Linked DNA regions of Homo sapiens: region 2 is linked to region 1. Evidence: read pairs that join two places in POLR2A ChIA-PET (ENCODE). Cell type or tissue: Panc1. All regions are shown on one strand. Region 1 overlaps MICOS10-NBL1 (MICOS10-NBL1 readthrough). Region 2 holds the start of LOC124903869 (a long non-coding RNA gene).

Region 1 (8,000 bases):
AGGGGAGCAGCAGGAGTGGAAAAGAGAGATATAATGATGCTAGTACAGAGTTTATATTTACAGAACTTGAAATGCAGGCTCAGGAGTGGGAGGAGTCAGGTGGTGCCAAGCCTACATAAATGAGCATGGTGTTGCTTTTGACAAATAGGAGAGGCAGAGAGGGGAATAACATTTTGTAGTTTCTTAATTTCTAGTATGTCTTGAGATAGGTCTCTAATTATATGCAGCTCAGTTAACAGATGAAAGTTATTGGTTTATCATGCATTCATCTTTATGAAAAGAAAGGATTCGGCCTTGCTTCTTCCTTGTTACGAAAGTATGGCCAGGGCTGGGCACGGTGGCTCACACCTGTAATCCCAGCGCTTTGGGAGGCTGAGGAGGGTGGGTCACCTGAGGTCAGGAGTTTGAGACCAGCCTGGCCAATATGGTGAAACCCCATCTCTACTAAAAATATAAAAATTGGCTGAGTGTGGTGGCGCATGCCTGTAATCCCAGCTACTCAGGAGGCTGAGGCAGGAGAATCACTTGAACCTGGGAAGGTGAGGTTGCAGTGAGCCAAGATCAGGCCATTGCACTCCAACCTGGGCGACAGAACAAGAAGGCTCTGTCTCCAAAAAAAAAAAGAAAGAAAAAAAGTAGGACAGTAAAAGACTTAGAAGCTGACTTGCCTTAGAATTAAAGTTAACCAGCAGATTTTGTGTATTCATTCAATAATCAAGTCTAGTTAAATTGTTTGAAGCCATTTTAATGTTTAAAAAAATACTAAAAGAGGCCATTGAATAGTCATGGAAAAAGAAAGCAAATTATTGTTTTTCTTTAAGTATCAGTTCATCTGATAGATGTGGGTTACCACAAAGCATTGGTGGCTCACCAAAAATTGCCTGTTGGTAGCCTGTGTTTGCAAACTGATACCTCTCTATTTCATGGAGTGATATCAATTAGGTTATACTTAAATACTTCAAATGCTTTTGGTTGTCTATTGGTTTGGGTTTTAAATTAGTACACGTTAATTGTTGAATTGGGTAGCCACATTTTGTTTGTTTTATGTATATTTAAACAATGTGACCAAAAATACTTTTTCCATTTGCGGCAGCAATGTGAATAATGGAACATTGTGACCTTCTAGATTCTGTTAGTATTACAGAATAATGTAATTAGGCGCTATGTGGAACTTGAAAACATACTTAAATTTTTGTTCTGGCTGTGGTTTTATGCTTTCCTAAAATGTGGCCTGTAACAGTTTATTAGTAAATATGCTGAATTGCTTTCTTTGGCAAGTGCATTTCAGTATTGAATCCAAGTAAAAACACAAATATTTACTTATAAAAGTCATTTGGTGTAGTAATATTTTTACTATGGCCACTGACCCACTAGTGAAATGTTAGGGCATTGCTAGATTGGATCCTGTTTATTTAAGGGCCGAGAGAAAGAGAAAGCTAACATTAATTGAATGCCTATTAATGTGCCATCATATTTGGTACACTATTATCTCTTTTTTGCTTTCCCAGCAACTCGGGAAGTTTATATTATCTCTGTTTTTCCAGCAAGAAAAGTAGCTCTCAAAGAAATTTATAGAAATTGAGAAGTTGATTTTTAAACTCTGAAAATGTAAACAATCCAAAATAGTCAAACCAATTTTTAAAAAGAACAAAGTTGAGATTCTTGTATTAGCTGATTTTAAGGCTTGCAGTAAAGCTACAAGACAGTGTGGTGTTGGAGAAGAGCTGGACATATAAATCAGTAGAGTAGGATAAAGTCCAGAAATAGACCCATACATACATGGTCAATTCGTTTTTGACAAGGCAATTTAATGGAGAAAGGAAAATCTTTTCAACAAACCATGCTAAAACGACTAGGTTTCCATATAGAGAAAAAAATGAGCCTCGCTTAAAAGGGTCGTAGACCTAAATATAAAAGCTAAAACTATAAAACCTATAAGAGCTTTCCCGTGTGGAGTCTGGAGACGACGTGCAGAAATGGCACCTGGAAAGGGGAAGGAAAAGAAGGAAGAACAGGTCATCAACCTCGGACCTCAGGTGGCTGAAGGGGAGAATGTATTTGGTGTCTGCCATATCTTTGCATCCTTCAATGACACTTTTGTCCATGTCACGGATCTTTCTGGCAAACAAACCATCTGCCGTGTGACTGGTGGGATGAAGGTGAAGGCAGACCGAGATGAATCCTCGCCATATGCTGCTATGTTGACCACCCAGGATGTGGCCCAGAGGTGCAAGGAGCTGGGTATCATTGCCCTACACATCCAACTCCGGGCCACAGGAGGAAATAGGACCAAGACCCTTGGACCTGGGGCCCAGTCGGCCCTCAGAGCCCTTGCCTGCTCGGGTATGAAGATCGGGAGGATTGAGGACGTCACCCCCATCCCCTCTGACAGCACTCTCAGGAAGGGGGTCACCGTGGTCGCCGTCTGTGAACAAGATTCCTCAAAATATTTTCTGTTAATAAATTGCCTTCATGTAAAAAATAAATAAAAAAAGTGAAACCTGTAAGAGAAAATCCTTTGTGACCTTGGAGTCAGAAAAGATTTTGGGGAATACAAAAAGCAAGTTTCAAAGAAAACTGATATACTGGATTTGATAAAAATTAAAAACTTTTGCTCTTTGAATGGCACCATTAAGAAAACAAAAAGGCAAGCCGCAGAATGGGAGGAAATATTTGTAATACACATATCTGATAAAGGGCTTAGAATACATAAAGATCTCTTAATTTTAAGGTTCCCCCCCACCCATAGACTCAGGGTCTCACATGTTGCTCAGGCTACTACTTCTGGCCTCAAGCAATCCTCCTGCCCCAGTGTCCGAAAATTCTGCAATTTAAGATGTGAGCCACTTTTCCCAGCTTTTTTTTTTTTTTTTTTTTTTTTTTTTTGAGATGGGATCTCACTCTGTCGCTCTGGCTGGAGTGCAGTGGCACAGTCACGGGAGCCTCAGCCTCCTGGACTCATGATCCTCCCACATCAGCCTCCTAAGTAGCTAGGACTACAGGTGCGTGCTACCGCATCAGGCTAATTAAAAAAAAATTTTTTTTTTAATCATAGGAAGACAACACATGGGTAAAATTATACCAGTGGCAGATAGGCACATGAAAAGATACTTAACATCAGTGGCTGTTAGGGAAAAGCGAATTAAAATCATGAGATATACCTACACACCCATTAAAATAGCTAAAATTTTTAAAAACTGCCAATACTAAGTGTTAATTAAGCTGTGGAACAACTGGGACTCTTATACACCGTTCATTGGAATGGGAAATGGTAGAACCACTTTGGAACACTGTTTGGCCATTTATTATAAAGTTAAACATATGATATAGCCATTCTACTCCTAGATATTTACCAAAGAGAAATGAAAACGTGTCCACACAAAGACTTACACATGCGTGTTCATAGCAGCTTTATTTGTAAGAGTTAAAAAACTGGAAACAACTGAGATATCCATCAGTTGGTTAATGGAAAAACAAAATGTGGACTGTCCTTAAAGTGGAGTATCTGTAATAAAAGGAAACCAACTATTGTTATATAAAACAACATGAATACATTTCAGAATCATTTTGTTGAGTGATAGAAGCTGTACACAAAAGAATACATACTTTATGATCCTATTTACATATTTACATACGAATTTCTAGGAAATACAAACCAATCTAATGAAGTTGAAGGAAAGGGGGGAAAAACAGAATAATTAAAATGACTAAAGAAAGCATAGCCTGGCTGGGCACGGTGGCTCATGCCTGTAATCCCAGCACTTTGGGTAGCCGAGGTGGGCAGATCACGAGGTCAAGAGATGAGACCATCCTGGCCAACATGGGGAAACCCCGTCTCTACTAAAAATAAAAATATTAGCTGGGTGTGGTGGTGCTCACCTGTAATCCCAGCTACTCGGGAGGGTGAGGCAGGAGAATCTCTTGAACTCGGGAGGCAGAGGTTGCAGTTAGCTGAGATCGCTCCACTGCACTCCAGCCTGGGGACAGAGTGAGACTCCATTTCAAAAAGAAGAAAAAAAGCATAGCCCATAATTCTTAGGTCTTGTAAACTTGTCATTTTTAAAAATAGAAGGCAGAGATTGTTTTAAAATGCTCTTTAGATAGACAGTATGAAAGGGAAAGAAAGGATAAATGAGTACAAATCAGAAAAAATGTTGGAGGCTCTAGATAAATGAGGAGGTGGTCTAAGAAGACAGCAAATCAAAGTCACCCCACCCCCCACCCCCCGGCTTTTTTTTTTTTTTTTTTTTTTTTTTTTTTGGAGACAAGGCCTTACTCTTGCCCAGGCTGGAGTACAGTGACACAATCGTGGCTCACTGCATCTTCTGCCTCCTGGGCTCAAGCGATCTTGCTGCCTCAGCCTCCTGAGCAGCTGGGATTACAGGCTCGTACCACCATGCCCACTAACAGATTGATCTTAACGGATACTGAGAGACAAGGTATATTTGGGAGGAGTCGAAATCTAGTGCATTTACTTCAATTTTCTTTATCCAATCTAAGCCATTAGGATGCTTAGGATAATTTATAGTTATTGTAACACTCTGACATAATTGTCGACAGATTTGTAGACTTACCTTACTTTGATAAATGTTTACAAGTTAGAACAAACGTTTCTGATTGTCAGAACCTGCACATATAAACCACTCAGAATTCCTGTTTGATAGATTTTAAATGATTAACTAAAGCAACTGATTTAAGCAACATAATTCACTTTTTACTAGGAAGGTAGTCTTAAGAAAGCTGCTAGTTTCTTGGCATCATTTCAGATGACTAAATTGAAATTCATTTGCTGTAGGAATTTTTTATTTATTTCTCTTTTTTTTTTTGAGACAGGGTCTCACTGTCGCCCAGGCTGGAAGGCTGGAGTGCAGTGGCACGATCTTGGCTCACTGCCACCTCCACCTCCCGGGTTCAAGCAATTCTCCTTCCTCAGCCTCCCAAGTAGCTGGGATTACAGGCGCCCACCACCACACCTGGCCACTTTTTGTATTTTTAGTAGAGACAGGGTTTCACCATATTGGCCAGGCTGGTCTCAAACTCCTGACCTCAAGTGATCCCCCAACTTCAGCTTCCCAAAGCGCTGGGATTACAGGTGCAAGCCACTGCGCCTGGTCAAAATTTTTAATTTCTTTACCATTTCAGCATAGTCCTGTATGTGAGAAACCATGAGCTTGTTAGCTTATAAATATCCTATTCTGATTAGATGCAAAAACATATTACTGTTTCAATCACATATTTTGTCTTGACACTAAAATAAATGCTACTAATTCTATGTATTCCCAGAAAAGATTATGAAGAACTTATCTTTCTCTTTATTCCAGTTGCAACTTGATTTTTTTTTTTTTTTTTTTTTTGAGACAGGGTCTTCCTTTGTCACCCAGGCTGGGGTACCGTGGCACAATCACATCTCACTGCAGCCTTGACCTCCTGGACTCCAGTGACGTCCTGCCTGGGCCTCTCAAAGTGCTGGAATTACAGGTGTGAGCCACCATACCTGGTCTCAACTTGAAATTTATTTTAGCTCATAACTTCTACTTTAGAAGATGTTTTAAGGCCAGGCGCGATGGCTCACACCTATAATCCCAGCACTTTGGGAGGCTGAGGCAGGCGGATCACTTGAGGTCAGGAGTTCAAGACCAGCCTGGCCAACATGGTGAAACCCTGTCTCTACTAAAAATACAAAAATTAGCTGGGCGTGGTGGCATGCGCCTGTAGTCCCAGCTATTTGGGAGGCTGAGGCAGGAGAATCGCTTGAACCTGGAAGGTAGAGGTTGCAGTGAGCCAAGATCGCGCCAGTGTATTGTAGTCTGGTGACAGAGTGAGGCTCCATCTCAAAAAAAAAAAAAAAGATTTTTTTTTCTTCACTCATTTTATGAAAGCTAAATTCTTAGGTTTTTTAATTTTATTATTCATTTATTTATTTGAGACGGAGTCTCACTCTGTCACCCAGGATGGAGTGCAGTGGCGCGATCTCCACTCACTGCAAGCTCTGCCTTCTGGGTTCACGCCATTCTCCTGCCTCAGCCTCCCAAGTAATTGGGACTACAGGCGCCCACCACCATGCCTGGCTAATTTTTTTTTTAATTTTTTTTTAATTTTTAGTAGAGACGGGGTTTCACCATGTTAGCCAGGATGGTCTCCATCTCCTGACCTCGTGATCCGCCTGCCTCAGCCTCCCAAAGTGCTGTAGGTGTGAGCCACGTGCCAAGCCAATTCTTAGTTTTATAATGTATGCAAGTCCAGGGATTTGGAGAGGTTTTTTATGGGGCTTGGTAGAGTAGTGCAGCCTTTAAGAAAGACTCTAGCCAGGCGTGGTGGATCATGTCTGTAATCCCAGCACTTTGGGAGGCTGAGGCAGGTGGATCACCTGAGGTCAGGAATTCGAGACCAGCCTGGCCAACGTGGTGGAACCCCACCTCCATTAAAAATACAAAAATTAACTGGGTGTGGGGGTATGTGCCTGTAATCCCAGCTACTTGGGAGGCTGAGGCACGAGAATGACTTGAACCCAGGAAACAGATGTTGCAGTGAGCCAAGGTAGCTCCACTGCACTCCAGCCTGGGCCACACAGTGCCGCTGTACTATCATGTCAGCTGGGTGGTGCTTCCTGGCCTTACTGTCCTTGCCAGATTTTAGCAGGCTCTCAGAAGGCCTGAAACTCAGGCACATTCTTTCAACACCTTTTCAGATGCTGACTTCGGATATCATCATTTGTATCAACACATCCTAAATGCAGAAACATGGGTGTACTTAAAAATATTTGACTGCCTTTTCTGTTTATCTTTGTCCGTGAGGCTTTTTAATATACTCTTTCCTACGGATCCCTGACCTATGAATTGTCGTTAAGTGTGGTCACTTCCCCCTTCTCAGAAGTTCCTAGTCCTGGTCAAACCCTTGCCTTTGCCTGTACTGGTTGTCTTCCATACCATCTCTTTCATTTCTGCCTATCATGGAATACAGGAAAGGTGGAGGGAGGGCTGTTGAGAGATCACAGGATGCAAGGTGGTAACATTACCAGTCAGTTGAGCCGAGAAGGGTCTGAAGTCTGGACCTTAGCTCCCACTTGCAGTTGCTTTGGGGCTGCAGAAGCCAACTGGTATTTTCACCTCTGATGGCGGCTTCTTCAGATCTGTCCTCATTGCTGCCAGAGTGAACTACATAAAGTACACATCTGATATATAGCTTCTCTACTTAATTCCGTCTGTTGCTTCCTTATTGCTTACAGGGTAGAGGCCACGATCCTTAGCATGGATGGCATAAAAGGTTGTCGTTCTTTATCTCCTACCTTACACTTGATAATTTGGCAGCAAGGAGCTTGCTGTAGCTCCTATCTCTTGCCACCTTACCTCCCACTTCCTTCTCTAACCCTCCTGGACAGTTTGGGTATCCTCAGTGCTCCTAGTACATCCTGTTTCTGTCATTGTACCCTGTACTTTGTGGGTCTGATTATCAGTTGGCTCCAACACTGGAACAGTGAACATAGTGCGGGAACTTATCATTCCCCAGGGCGTGGCATAGTACCTGGCACACAGTGGGTACACGGTTTGTATAACTAAGGAAATGCCCACACATAATGTTGGCCAGAAAGAAGTTTGGAAGATGTTTAGTTTTCCTGTGGTGGGTTTAAAATGTATTATAATAGCTTCCTACGTCTGTGAGGAGGCTGCACTGGGAGCAGTATAGTGTGGGGATGAAGCACCACGCCTCTGGAGTCAGGCTCCATGGCTCACATCTCACATGTCTGACCTGAGGCAAGTGACTTCACCTTTCTGTGCCTCAGTATCTCTATAAAATGGAGCTCATAAAATAAGTTTATTGTGAAGATTAGATGAGAAAATTTAATCCTTGAGCATAAGTGCTTAGTGAATGCTATTCCCTTTATTTACTATTCCAGAAAACAATGTAGATGTTTTTATAAATCAAGTTAAATTATATTTTATTTATTTATTTATTTTTGAGACAGAGTCCTGCTCTGTCACTCAGGCTGGAGTGTGGTGGCG
Region 2 (8,000 bases), 170 kb before region 1:
TGGACAAGTCACTAAACTCTTCTGAGCCTCGAGTTCCCCCATCTATAAATGAGGGTAGTAACACAGTAGTCACCCCTTATCTGCAGTTTTGTTTTTTGGCAGTTTCAGTTACCTGTGGTCAACCATGGTCTGAAAATACTAAGTGGAAAATTCCACAAACAATTTGGAAGTTTTAAATTTCACGCCGTTCTGCGTGATGAAATCTCATGCCTTCCCACTCCATCCTGCCTGGGACATGAATCATCTTTTTGTCCCGCGTATCCACACTGTACAAGCTATGTACCCGTTAGTCACTCAGGAGCCAGCTCGGTTCTCAGATCCACTGTCATGGTGTCACAGTGCTTGCGTTCAAGTTACCCTTATTTTGCTTCATAATGGCCCTAAAACACAAGAGTAGTGATGCCAGCAATTCAGATATGCCGAAGTGAAGACAAAAGGGCTTCTTTAAGTGCAATTTCTCAATTTAATAAAGGAAGGGAAAAACTATATGCGGAGACTAAGATCTATGGTAAGAATGAGTCTTCTATCTAAAATTTTGAAGGAAAAGAAATTTGTGCTAGTTTTGCTGTCACACCTCAATGCAAAGCATATAGGGTTCGATATTATCTGTGGTTTCAGGCATCCAATGGGGGTCTTGGAGTATATCCCCCATAGCTAAGGAGGGACAACTGCTATACATACATTATACTGTTATTTTAAGGATTATGTGGGGGTAATCCTCATTCAGCATCTGGCACATACCTGGGACATAGTCACTGCTCCATAAATTCTACATGTTAAGTCAACAGAAAAGAGGAAGAAACAAGAAAGTAAAAGCATATAATCTAACAATTTCACAACAAAGGCCTCGCTGGCCTTCTGCCAACCTCCAGAAAACAGTGCTGGACTCTGTGTACCCGCAGTGTGGCTGGGACTGCAGACACCAGGAAGACCTTGGGACCTGTGGAGCCTGGATGGTTCAGTTGTCTGAGCCAAGGAGGGCTGGATTAGGCTCAGTGATCGAAGCTGAGCAAGTTTCAGCACATACCTCTACAAAGTGGACGCCCAGGGATGGCTGATATGATGATTCTTTAGGAAGCCAAATGCTCAGTTTCTCAGAAAGGTGTTTTCCTGTTTCATGACAGATAAAAAGGTTTCTCATCCAGACAAATAAATCTGCTGACTGAGAGCTTTCATTAAAAGCAAACAGTCTTGCAATAAGGAACCGTAAGCTAGGAAGGCCTTCCATGAATATATGAAATGTCACAAGTCCTCAGCCTGTGTCTGAGAGTGAGAGAGGGAGAAATTTGAGAAGGTGCTGACCAGCTCAAAGACTGGGATATCATAACCCTAACAACATCCAGTCAGTACATTCCTCACCTACAAACGAAAATCACAGGCAAGGCCACGCACCGCTGAGTCCCAGGAGACACACCTTCCCAAATAAGTGTTTGGGTGGGTTGCTGTTAACTTCCAATAAAGCAGATAAATGTCATCAATTGCTTCCTGTCTTCAGGTCTTGTCAATACAGAATGCTAAGTCCGCTAGCCTCGAAAGCCTGTGTACCTTCCACAGTCTTAAAGACTTGATGGGAAACTGGAAAAGCAATCAGGAACAGAACACCATGGGCACGAGACTCATTCCAGGTACTGTCACAGCAAGATACCCTTCTAGTATTCCAAAGCTAGGAACACACCTCCCCTTGCTCCCGCCAGCCCAGGGAAACCGAATAAGCTGTTTACCAGGGACCCCAGCAAAGCGAGCCTCAAAACTCACCAGTGGGAGAACTTCATGACACAAAGAGAAAACATTGTTGCTTTCATTTGCCAATTTTTAAATACTTAGCTCATAAGTTCTGTGACCAAAACTAATAGAAGGCTCGGGAGGAGAGCTCGGAAAAGCAGAGGGGGTTGTTTTCCTAGGCTCCTTCCTCTAACACGAAGGTGGAAATCAATTCGCTTTCCCCTTCTAACCCTTGAATCCCTGGAGAACGATCGTATTTGGATGGCCTACGAATGCTCAGCTTTCCAGTAGTGCCCCAGACGAGGAATCCATCCATCCAAGTATTGTTCTTACCTCCCACTACCTCCTACGTCAGGGGAGGGGACCGGGCACATGGTTCCGAGGTCATGCTCCTCACTTAGAGGATCGTGGGAATGCTTACGGAAACACTTGTCACGGCGCTGCCAGCTGGAATCGCTGCTTAAGAAGAGGCTGGAAAACTAGGGAGTGCGCGATCAGAGACGGGAGGCTGGGGAGAGCAGGGAGGCAGATGTTGTGTGTTATCACTGAAACAAACACAAGCCATCCAGTTGTGCACTTCAGCTACGTGCGGCTTAGCGTACTTCGATAATGCCTCCAGAAAGTCAGGGAAAGGAAATACAGAGGAAGCTGGGCCTCTCTTCTACCACCTCGAAACTGTCCTGCTGCCAAACAGATCTGGGAAAGCAGGTTTTAATGAGAAAATTCAATTAAGAAATAAACTTAAGTAACCCCATAGCATGCTGAGTGAAGAGAGGAGCCTTTCTCAAGTGTCTTAGTGCCGAGGAGTGGACCAAGGGGCTCTGAAAAATGACCAATGAGGCTTCCCGCCACTCAGAGGAAGCCAAGCTCAGAAAGGCCACGAAGACCATCCTCGCTTAAGCGCGGGGCCAGATTCCAAGGCCAGGTCTGCTCCGCCTCATCCATTTCTTGTGCTGCTTCCCAGTGAGACTCAGCAGAGGACACACGAGGCCACATGAGGTACTCACATCAGGATCTCAGCTCTCTAACACAGGGAGGGGTGCAACGAAGGCAAGGACACAGGTGCTGTGCGTGACTCCCCACCGGGGCCGGCGGGCACTGGGTGGCTCAGAGATCATTAGGAACGGTCGCTCCCTCCCTTTCTCCTGGTTTCCCTTCTGTCCTCTGATAGAGGAAAGTGGCTTAGATCATTCTCACAGGAAGATTAAATCCAGAGCAAGGGAAAGGGATAGGAATCCGTTTCCAATCAATGATGGAAACCAGATTCCCTCATCAGTTGGGATTCATTCTTACATGTTGTAAACATCACAGAGCTCCACCCATGGCTACAAGCGTTCAGGAGGTATGAAGCATGGTGGCACATCCTGGGTGAGAGCTGCCTGTGGCCAAGAAGCCTCCCGGCTTGGGCTGGCCCATCTGAGGGACAGGAAGCAACACGTCTCTTGGAAGTTATCCCCAAAACTCCCATCTCAGAAAGGTGAGATAAAGCACAAGACTGTCCCACTCTTGTAAATGTTCTATATTTACAGGAATAAAGTTTTAAAACCATCTTAGACAACTATAACCTCCTTCCTGTAGAACATACCCATGTACATTTGTACTCATATGGGAAAATATGGTATCAATTATTAATAGTAAAGTATTTGAATTAAAGGTCTTTTGTTCTTGAAGAACCACGGGATCTCAGTTTCAGTGGCCTTGGAGTCCCACTTCCCCCGTATGAAATCCCTAAAGCACTAGGTGTTTTGACCCCTGCTTGATCTTGACTATGGGGAAAATGCACCATGTCCCCAGTCAGCCTGTGTCACGCGGTGCTGGCTGTTTGGCAGCTCTGCCTTACACTGCAGCCTCCAGCACAGAGAGTCCTCTGTCCAGAACCACCTCAAGGATGTGCAAGTTCTCTGCCACATGGCATCCCTCAGACACCTGAAGTGAGCCATCTCAGCCTCCCTCCAAGCAGCTTCCCTCCCGGCTGACACTCCCAGCTCTGCTGTGTCCTGCACATGGCACGCTTCCGAGACCACTCGCCCTCGGCTGTCCCCTGGGGTTCATGCCACTGGATCACTGGGTGCTTAATAGGCGCCAACCATTTCAGAAACCACCTCTTATTCCCGTGAGAGCAACCCCTGCAAGTATTCTGTTTTGGTTTTGTTTGTGCTTTTTCTTTTTGCAGGAATCAAGGCCCTAACATCCAGAACCTCAGCAGTCTCTCTGGCTGCCATCCACATCATCTGCCCAGACACAAAGAGAGCGGGACAGGACCACAGCGTGGCCAGGTGGGGGTGCTACCGGTTTTCCCTACAGCTGACGTAAAATACATATATTACTGCAAATCTAATAACCTGCTTAGAAAGCACTTCAAGGCAGAACCATTCAGGAAATACCTTAATACAAAATACCTTTGTTTTTCTTTTCTTTTTGTTTTTCTGAAGCAGGGTCTTGCTTGCATACCACCATGTCTGGTTAATTTTTGTACTTTTTGGAGAGACGGGGTTTCACCATGTTACCCGGGCTGGTCTTAAACTCCTGGGCTCAAGCGATCCACCTGTCTCAGCCTTCCAAAGTGCTGGGATTACAGGTGTGAGCCATGCACCCGGCCCATAAAATACACCTTTGTAATGAATATGTGAGAAATAGATACTGGAAGAGATGATGTAAAAACAATTTTTTATTTTTATTTAATCTCTCTTATGCAGATTAAGCATTTCCCCTGAAATCCAACCCTCACAGCTCAGTCCAAACTTTTCCTCACCGTGAAAAGGTGAACTCCAGACCAGCCTAAGGCCAACCGTTCTGAATGGCAACCACTAGATTCAAAGCAAGGTGCTGTGATGTTGCTAGGTGTTTGGTTTGTGCTCCTATGACCAGTGTGGGGGGAAGGGACTTGGGCAGACATCCAAGCTGAGGTCCCCTGGGCAGAGTGACTCAGAATTAGTGTCTGGATAGGCATCCGTGCACCCAACGCTACTGACTTACTCCAGTTCATCCTGAAGACAGACTATTACAGTAAAAGCCATGTTTTAAAAAAGTTATAGCTGCTAGGCCGGGCGCGGTGGCTCACGCCTGTAATCCCAGCACTTTGGGAGGCCGAGGAGGGCAGATCACAAAGTCAGGAGATCGAGACCACCTTGGCTAACATGGTGAAACCCCGTCTCTACTAAAAATACAAACAATTAGCCAGGTGTGGTGGCGGGTGCCTGTGGTCCCAGCTACTCGGGAGACTGAGGCAGGAGAATGGCGTGAACCCGGGAGGCGGAGCTTGCAGTGAGCTGAGATCGTGCCACTGCACTCCAGCCTGGGCGACAGAGTGAGACTCCATCTCAAAACAAAAAACAAAAAACAAAAAACAAAACAGTTATAGCTGCTAAAACCTTATGCAGAAAGTCCACGAAATTTGAAAATATACATCATATAAACGTAAGCAAGGCTGAAAACACGTGAATCCCAGTTAGCTCACCCTGCATTCCTGCCCATGCAGCTCGTGACCCAGCTACAGCCTTGGGTCTGTACTCTCCCTGCAGTCAGAGGATGGGGACAGGTGGCACACTGCTGGCCTGAGCACAACAGGAGTCCGTTTGCTTGGGGACATTTCTTGGAAATAAAGTAAGTATAAGGGTGTACTCAGGAACACTGCATTTTATCTGGGACTCGGCTTTGTTGCCCAGCCCAGCACAGGGAAAGAGGAGTTTTAAAGTGTTTCAGAGGAAGAAAGAGAAAACCTTGTTGGCCTCAGGGGAGTGAGGTATAGCACACTCATTCAGCTTCATTTACTGAGTACCTACCTAGTATACACAGCAGGGCATGTTCACCCCTTTTTTTGCATAACAACATACACCCAGGGTGGCTCCAGTATACTCAGAACTACGGAACTGAAGAAGCATCACATCACATCTTTCCCAAGTGATGCTGGGTGGGGTCCCCAGTGTAGAAGGCAGACAGAGAAAAAAAAAAAAAACAGCAGCACCAAGCGGCTCAAAAGCTCAGGAGAGGCCGGGCACAGTGGCTCATGCCTATAATCCCAGCACTTTGGGAGGCCGAGGCGGGCAGATCACCTAAGGTCAGGAGTTCGAGACCAGCCTGGCAAACATGGCAAAACCCCATCTCTACCAAAAGTACAAAAATTAGCTGGGCGTGGTGGTGGATGCCTTGTAATCCCAGCTACTTGGGAGGCTGAAGCAGGAGAATTGCTTGAACCGGGGAGGCGGAGGTTGCAGTGCGCTGAGATTGTGCCACTGCACTCCAGCCTGGGCGACAGAGCAAGACTCTGTCTCCAAAAAAAAAAAAAAAAAAAGCACAGGAGAGGTATCCACAGCCCTTAAAAAGCATCAGTGATAGCTCCAAATGCTGAAAGATGAAGGGCTCTGTCATCTTTAAACCCTGTTTGTGATTTCCAGTTTCAATGAGCCTGTTACATTATTACTGTAATCCTAAAAAAAAGGCTCACAAATTTTTTAACTGACAATTTTCAAAAAACAAAAGTCAGTGCTTAGTCCTGTTGTTTACATCGGGTACACTATTAGAATCTGGCTTTCAGAATGGAGAGACCCAGACTGCTCATGACAATTACACCAGAGGATCTGATTCAAACTGATTCGAGCTGGGGAGTGGGGGGGCGTGGAGTGAGCAGGAGCAGCTGAAACAACGCTGGGCACGGAGGATAACTGCTGAAGTTGAGTGACAGATAATTGGGGGCTCATTATATCACGTGCTTGAAATTCTCTGTAACAAAAAGTTCTCTGAATTTAAATCAGGCAACACTAACTTAAAGTTCCCTTACGGTAAGGCCTGGTTGCCACCTACTCCTAGGCTCTTGCAAGCTTTAAGGCCAGTATGAGTCGAATGTTTACTGGACATTAGGCAGTTTTCTCACACTCACACTCGCACTCGGTCCAGGAAAGCCCTCCCGGGGCAGGGGGCCAAACGAAACCCTAAATGCAGCTTTGTAGCAGCCCAGCTGCTCTGAAGGACTGAAAAACACAGGGTCCTCAAAAATCACCAAAAAACCCTTTGGCTTGGACAGCTTTTCCTTCCCTGGCTTCCTGTAAAGATGCCGCAGGCTCCCTAGAATCTCCAACTCCGGTTTGTTTTTAGGAAAGTTCCGTTGCTCCTGCCTTCAGCTTGGCTGCCTACTCCACGTTACACAAATACACCTCCTCTGTGCGGCGCAAACAACCTCTACGCCAGTGGTGCTGAAGGAGGCCTTCGCTACTTGCATCCATCCTATCAGCGTCCAGAGGAGTGAACACGTAGATGTCTATCACTGACTTCATACCCTTCCCCCAACAAAAAAACCTTAAAATCATAATTACATCCTTCTCTACAATGACCTTTCTTACTTTTATAACAGGATTTTAAAAATCCATTCCTGGCCAGGAGTGGTAGTTCACGCCTGTAATCACAGCACTTTGTGAGGCCAAGCTGGGAGGATGGCTTGAGCCCAGGACTTCCGAGACCAGCCTGGGCAACATACTGAGATCCCATCTCTACAAAAAAAAAAAATACAAAAAAATTAGCCAGGCATGGTAGCGCGTGCCTGTAGTCCCAGCTACTCGGGAGGCTGAGGCAGAAGGATCACCTGAGCCTGGGAGGTCAAAGCTTCAGTGAGCTATGATCACACCACTGTACTCTAGCCTGGGCAACAGAGAAAGACCCTATCTCAAAAAAATAAAAATAAAAGATAAAAATCCATTCCTTTTTTTAAAATAAGACACTGTATAATATTAATATAGCCACGGCAGCACCACTGGACTTACGGCCTGGCTTTAGGGAGACCTCAGACTGTTGACGTCAGTTTCTGGTCCACAGCTGCCTTGGAAACCTCCCTGAGCCAAAATTAAAACAACAGCTTTCTCTCAGGGTATGCTTAAGTTATTGTTGTTGTTGTTGTTGTTTTAAAAAGAAAAAAAGACAACAGGTTTGATGTGACACTCAGTGTCTCCGGTGTGCCAGGCACTGTGTCAGGTACTTTACAAACAAGGAAAGCAAGGCACAGAGAGGCCAGGTCACCTGGGCAAGGCCGCCTGGCAGATGCTGTGTGTGGCCGCAGAGTGAGGCATGTCCCAGACTCAGCCTTCCTCACCAAGAGGGACTCAAAGCCTTCTGGGGCACTCTGTGATGAAAGCTATGGGCTCTCTCCCCAGGGAGTGCACACACACAAAAGTCTGAATGAAATATCTGGTGGGTTCATAGTGCCCCTCTGTTCCCCAAACGTCCCCTCTGGTTAAAAAAACTCTATTCAGGTGAAACCCTGTCTCTACTAAAAATACAAAAATTAGCCG

Evidence for each region. ChIA-PET counts read pairs that join two places held together with the same protein. Peaks named below come from ENCODE experiments on the same cell type or tissue, not always from the same donor. Only the 100,000 strongest peaks of a DNase experiment are listed, where the experiment ranks them.
Region 2: POLR2A ChIA-PET joins it to region 1 with 12 read pairs; 4 of 35 experiments call an interaction of 5 or more read pairs at or near these places.

Annotation. Positions count from the first base shown.
Region 1 is chr1:19,606,138-19,614,137 of GRCh38, forward strand. All of the region lies in intron 1 of MICOS10-NBL1 (MICOS10-NBL1 readthrough), which reads left to right. The region is part of intron 1 of MICOS10 (mitochondrial contact site and cristae organizing system subunit 10); the gene reads left to right. It also overlaps the pseudogene RPS14P3. Among named protein-coding and RNA genes, the nearest start is that of MICOS10-NBL1, 13 kb to the left of the region's middle. In Panc1, no CTCF peak of the experiment used is centred here; no DNase peak of the experiment used is centred here.
Region 2 is chr1:19,436,016-19,444,015 of GRCh38, forward strand. The region is part of intron 1 of CAPZB (capping actin protein of muscle Z-line subunit beta); the gene reads right to left. It overlaps LOC124903869 (a long non-coding RNA gene), which reads left to right and starts at 3,883. Exons shown (of 3, transcript XR_007065525.1): 1 at 3,883-3,998; 2 at 5,201-5,325. In Panc1, CTCF peaks have their summits at 3,991 (motif pointing right) and 4,190; a DNase peak (open chromatin) is centred at 4,616; H3K4me3 peaks cover 658 bases; H3K27ac peaks cover 8,000 bases.